Linked DNA regions of Homo sapiens: region 1 is linked to region 2. The links are chromatin contacts, found by Hi-C in ENCODE. All regions are on one chromosome and are shown on one strand. Each heading gives the region's core, a stretch centred on a gene start or an enhancer-like site at or near the end of the contact. The rest is flanking DNA. Distances are from core to core; before and after follow the strand shown.

Region 1 (2,700 bases), core at 117-2,616, 760 kb before region 2:
AGAAAACCCAGAGAGTAATCATTTATGTGCTCTAAAGGCAGAAAGTAGTCGATCTTTAAACTATTTTGTCTTCTATTTTGGATTTCTTTTCTATTTTTGCTCATTTTAATTTTATTAAACCTATCTAATGAAATATTTTGATCTCAAACTAGAATTAACAAGTATAGAACAAAATATTTTTATGTATTCATATATGTCTTAGGCCATTTAGGCAGCTATAACAGAATGTTTTAGACTGGGTGGCTTATAAATAAAATTCCAGAGAATTTTATTTCTCTGGAGGCCCAGAAGTTCAAGACCAAGATGCCGTAGATTTGGTGTCTGGTGACAGCCTGCTTTTTGATTCATAGATGGTGCCTTCTAACTGGGTCCTCCCATGTTGGAAGGGGCAAACAAGCGCCCTTGGGTCTCTTAACTAATCTCATTCAGGAGGATTCTGCCCCCAGGACCTAATAATCTCACAAAGGCACCACTTTTTGATACCATCATCTTGGGGGTGAGGATTTCAACCTACAAATTTCAGGGGGATACAAACATTCAGACCCTTCATTATATTTGGTTAAAATGCTGTTAAAAAAAAAAAAAGGTTACTGTATGATGGGAGTGTGATAGAAACAGAAAGCCCATCGGCTGTGAAACCAGAGTTTTTAATCATTTCTGTCATTTCCTGGGTGTCTCTGGTAGCATCCTTAAACTAGGGTGGTGAAGTATGGCTTATGGCTTATGCCTGGGCTCTCAGAGGAATTGTGTGCTTGGCTTCCCTAGGGCCTGTGAGCCTGGGGCAGGACGTGGGTGGTATGAGAGTTTGGACTTAGGCCGGCAGCTGGTAGGGAACATCTATCCTTGCACTCCTGAGATCATTCCCCTGCCAGAGAAGACACAGCTCCTGTTTTGGTCTGATGAATTAAGCTAATTGTGGTGCTTAAACTTAAAAAAAAAAAAAAAAAAAAAAAAAAAAACAGTGACAATTGTTAATTAACTGCAATAAACTGATGATGGGCTGGAAAAATACTAAGTGAAGGGGCAGGGGCCTTTTCCTGGGTAATAGGGGAAAGCTACCTCTGATTTTATAAACTTCGATGATTACTGTGTTGATTTCTGTCCTTACAAATCTGTTAGAGCAGCAAACTCAAAAAGAAATTATCTTACATTGTGTGCATTTTTTTGTGTTGGGAAATGGTGTTCCTTAGAAGCGTGGCACTGTCACTGTGACTTCTACACATTTTTTTATACATGGTACACAGAAACATGTGGGAAGACTTGAGTTGAAGATGTGACTGCTTTCTGAGGTCACATTGGTGGCTTACATGTCCCAAGCCAGGCTCTAGAGTCCTCTGAAGATGTGTACGTTGAGTGGCCACTAGATGGCAACCTGTGGTTCTGGACAGGGTGACTCAGCAGCCTGTTTCACTATTGGGGGCCAGTCCAGGGGCTTTGTGTGTTCAAGACACCCTTTAAAGCAGATTAAACTCTGTATTGGCAACATTAGCTCCCAACCCCAGGTTTTTAATGGGTACCAGAGTTAGTAATATTACTTGTGTTTTTTATGTTTAAAGCACAAGAACTGTTCATTTCCTGCATTTCAGACAGGATCTCTGAGCATCTTTCAAACATAGGGACATCTTTTTGCCAGGATGTTGGGCTTGCTCCCAGGCATGCTGCAGAACTTCACATTTCTTCTCATAGCTCTGCCTAGAGTTTACAGCTAACTTTATTTTCTTTTAACTATGGGGTAGTTATCTAAATGAGTGCTTCCTGCTCTTGAATCTGTTAAAACAAACAACCGCTCTTCTTCTTCGTAGACAGGACTAAACTAAACTACCAGTCAAATCTATGGCTTTGGTCCTTGACCCTCTTTCCGGTGAAGAACAGGGACCTCGACCTTATGTTTTTGGGTTACCCAGTTTCCCTCCTCTTTGACCCTCTCCGATTATTATTAATATTATATTATTATATACACACCATTAAAAAAATCTAACCCTACAGTAGAAAATCTAACCCTATAGTGCGAATTCAGCCCTGCCTCCCAAACTTACTCCTGTTTACTGCTTTCTTGTGTATCTTTCTAGTCCCTGTGACCCCCTCATTGGGATTCTGGCACTAGATCTCTAACTGGCTCTCAATATCTCTTTTCCTTCCCACCAGTCCTTCTCCATGGAGATCAAGAGTGAGCTTGTCAAGATGCAGCCCTGATCGTGGTCTTTCTCATAGTGGCAGGTGGCCTCCATTGTTCCTAGGATGTAATTTTAAAAACCCTCACTGTGGACTACAAAAGCCTTTTATGAGACTGACCCCATGTTCCTCTCAGCATCATCTTATACCTCTTTCCCACTTCCTCTATCCACTCCAGCGACAGTGGCTGTCTTTTAAGTCTGTTGGACTTACCATACTCCCATCTGCTTCTGGGCCTTTGCCTATGCTGTTCCTAATAGACAGAGAGCCTTTCCCACCTCTCCAAAATATCTAGTTCCTGCTTATCTCTCAACTCTCTTAGCTTATGTGTCATTCTCTTGAAGAAGTCTTTTCCGACTCTAAAATAGCCTAATTTTAATCTTTTTTATTTTCCACATTAGGAAGAAATAAGGGGCTTTCTAAATTGTTCTGTTTCATAGAAATTAAACATTTAATATAATTGCAGGCTTTTAGATAGTTTATCATATCAACAAAGAGATCATAAGGACTTATTTGTAGTTAGGTACA
Region 2 (2,971 bases), core at 310-2,809:
AGCCAGCGGGTCTCAATTCCACCCCTGAGCTAACACAAGGCTTCTTAATGCTCCTTTGCCATGTGTTGATCTTGCAACAGAATGTGGGACAGAAGATTTAAAAAGCTATGTGATGGGGGAAGGGCAGCCAGATCACCTTACACCAGGGCTTCTCCATCAAGCTTCCTTGGATTCCCTTTAGGGGCCAGTATTACTAGCTTCAAGGGAGGTTTTCCTCAAACTGGCACTGTAAGAGCACGTGTTGCCTCCGGGGACCCGCTTGGGAGGGGGCTAGAGGGGAGGCGGGGTGCAGTCTAAAGAATGTAGGCAAAACACACATCATCTCACCCTGCAAGGGACAGCAATGCCTTACTCCAATCTGAGCTCCCCAAAGGCTCTGACAAGTGGAGGCGCCAGCAGGGTCCAGCCTGGGGACCCAAGGGCTGGAGGTTCTTCCTACAGAAAAAGGGAAAGCAATGGGGGAAACCCAAATTAAAGTGACCACCGCATCATGGGCTCGGACTGCATCAGAACCCAGTGATGTCCCTGGCTGTATCCATGCCCGCCAGCCTCCCCTAGGTCTACAGCGGATCAGGCAGGATAACCCTGGAGACCTCCTCCAAGCCCACAGCCCGCCCCACCCTTAGGGCCTGCAAATATTACCGCCACAGAGCCTTGTCCCTTTTTCACAGATGGGGAAACTGAGGCATGCGGAGCAAATTACGGTGCTTTTTCAAACCAGGTTGAAGTTCACTTCTCCAGCCACAATTTTGCACTTTTTTTACAGCTTTATTACATTTCCGATTTCTCCAGATACACAATTGCTATTGCAAAGTGAATTTTAAACACCTCGGAAGGACTGAACTCAAAATGAGATGAGGGCAGTCTGGACGTCCAATAAGGCTGTCTTGACCGCAAGAAGAGGATGGGTGCCCCCCACCTCCAGCTTATCCCCCACCCCCTCCCCGGGGACGTTCAGGTTCGGTCGCTTCCCTTCCCTCAAGCCGCTTCCACCGCAACCCGAGGGCGGGGGGCGCAGCAGCGCGGCCCCGGGATCGCCGGGCGGGTTCCGAGGTCCCGGGGCTGAGACGGGCGCCGGGGGCTCGGGGACCCTCCCCGGCCGCTGAGGTGGCTGCGGCCGCGCGCCCAGCTCGGGGGCCGGGAACTTCTGGCGGCGCGGACCCCGCCGCCCCCGCCGCCCCAGCCACCGGGCGTGTGTGCAGCTCGGGCTTCCCTTTCTTTGCCTCGCCGCGAGTCGGGCGCGACCCCGAGGCGGCTCGGCCACTCACCATATTACAGATGGAGGCGATGTTTCGGACAGTCATTAGTCTAAAGGTTGCAGCGATCCCTCACCGCCATCTTTACAAGGGGAAACCGGGACTGCCCATGGTGGCGCGCTGGCGGGGAGGCCGGGCGGCAGCGCGGCGGCCTGGGGTCCGGCTTTCAGTTTGGCTGGGAGAGGGAGGCCGGGAGGAGGAGGCGGCGGCGCGGGGAGGGCGGGGAGGGAGCGCGGAGGGGCGGGGAGTGGCGGAGCGAGGGAGCCTGGGCCGCGGCCGGCGGCGCGGGGAGGAGGGGCGGCCCGGGCGCGCCGCGTGAGTCCGAGCCGGCCGCTCAGAGCGCTCCAGGCTGGGTTCCCGGGCCCCGCCGCGCCGCCTCCTTCCCAGCTCGCCCGCCCAGGCCTGGCCTCCTGCTTTTCCATTTGATTCCCTGCCTCTTTCTATTCGGACTGGAATGCCGGGCCAGGCTCCGGGGCGCGCCGCTGCGGCAGCCGCACCTCGCAGGTCCCCCGGCCGACCCCGACGCGGAAGCGGCGGCCCTCCTCGCCGTCGGGGAGCCAGGGAGCCGGGGACGGTACGGTGCGCGGGGTGGGGAAGCGGGCGGCCCAGGCCGGGGCGAACCCGGGGCCGCCTTCCGTCCTCGCTTTTTCCTCGTCGCCTTCCTCCTGGCGGGCCTCGGCAGCCCCCGGTGTTTATTTTTTGGCGAGGGGTAGGGGTGGCGACGTCCAACTTTTAGTTCCTCCCGAGGGTTCCAACCAGATGGCACCGGCGGGGACCCAAGAAGTAAAATGGGGCGAGGACACCGGAGCGGTCAGAGAGCCCTCGCCAGCTGCGGGCCGGGCGCCCGAGAAAGGGCGCCGGGAAGGGGGAGGAATCCGGGTCTGGGCGGAGGCCAGCAGCGGCGCGCTCGGGCGGCTTGTGACATTAGCGGGTCCAAAGGAGACGTCCCGGTTCCGCGCAAGCACTAGGGACTGTCCAAGGAGTGGAAAGAACGAAAACAAAACTTTTCCATATCTTCAAGGCAGGCATACCCCTCTCGGGTGCACCCAGCCTCTAGTTGTTGAGATGGGCGCTGTATGGGATCATGCACATTTCCCGCATTAAAGGTCGTGGCTGCGGGCTCAGAGCGCGAGTCTGTGCACCACTTAGCAGATAGGTCCACGCGAATTGAAGGGGCCCGTTTCTGAATGTGTGGAACAGTTACACATACAAGGTTGCAATTCGATGCTTTCAAAGGAGAAATTGTACAAGTGAGATGCGTGATAAATTCTTAGATCAGTGTATTTAATGACAAATTGAATCAGAAGAAAAATTAGTTGAAGATAGCTTTTATCTAACCAAGAGTAAAGATTTGAGAGCCGTTGATTGCTAATATCCCTAGAATCTGGGGAGGAAACAGTAAGACAGACTTGTTGACTGAAGGTTTTGGGAGTCATGTCACTGTGTTTTCCAGTGGACATGAGAAATAATATTCCTGCTTAAGTCTTTCAACCTAAATATTATTTCCAAATACATCCTGATGATAATTTCTTCCATTGTAAGTCATGACTGATTTTCTTCTCTCTCTCTCTGTTTTTTAAGAGACAGGTTCTCGCTATGTTGCCCAGCCTGAGGCTGGGCAGCCCCGAGTCATCCCAAACTCCTGGGCTCCAGCAATCATCCCACCTTGGCCTCCCAAAGCGCTGGGACAACAGGCGTGAACCACTGCACCCAAT

The links. Hi-C counts contacts between places; a loop is a spot of excess contacts on that map. Pooled maps may share reads with other maps.
Region 1: a map of naive thymus-derived CD4-positive, alpha-beta T cell shows a loop between it and region 2 (20-fold over the local background). The contact joins the enhancer-like site here to the promoter of USP46-DT in region 2. A Hi-C loop is called at or near these places in 4 of 168 maps with a recorded cell type or tissue (CD4-positive, alpha-beta memory T cell, naive thymus-derived CD4-positive, alpha-beta T cell and natural killer cell), 3 of 37 single-sample maps with no recorded cell type and 12 of 50 pooled maps.

The regions. Positions count from the first base shown.
Region 1 is chr4:51,894,630-51,897,329 of GRCh38, forward strand. All of the region lies in intron 7 of DCUN1D4 (defective in cullin neddylation 1 domain containing 4), which reads left to right. Among named protein-coding and RNA genes, the nearest start is that of DCUN1D4, 53 kb to the left of the region's middle. Within about 2 kb of position 1,367, at least 14 of the 41 ENCODE cell types and tissues checked have a DNase peak (open chromatin) inside an H3K27ac peak, as active enhancers do.
Region 2 is chr4:52,657,847-52,660,817 of GRCh38, forward strand. USP46-DT (USP46 divergent transcript) reads left to right here and starts at 1,560. Exons shown (of 2, transcript NR_125363.1): 1 at 1,560-1,830. USP46 (ubiquitin specific peptidase 46) reads right to left here and starts at 1,455. Exons shown (of 9, transcript NM_022832.4): 1 at 1,269-1,455. The coding sequence starts at 1,304. RefSeq lists silencers at 909-1,428, 1,439-1,868.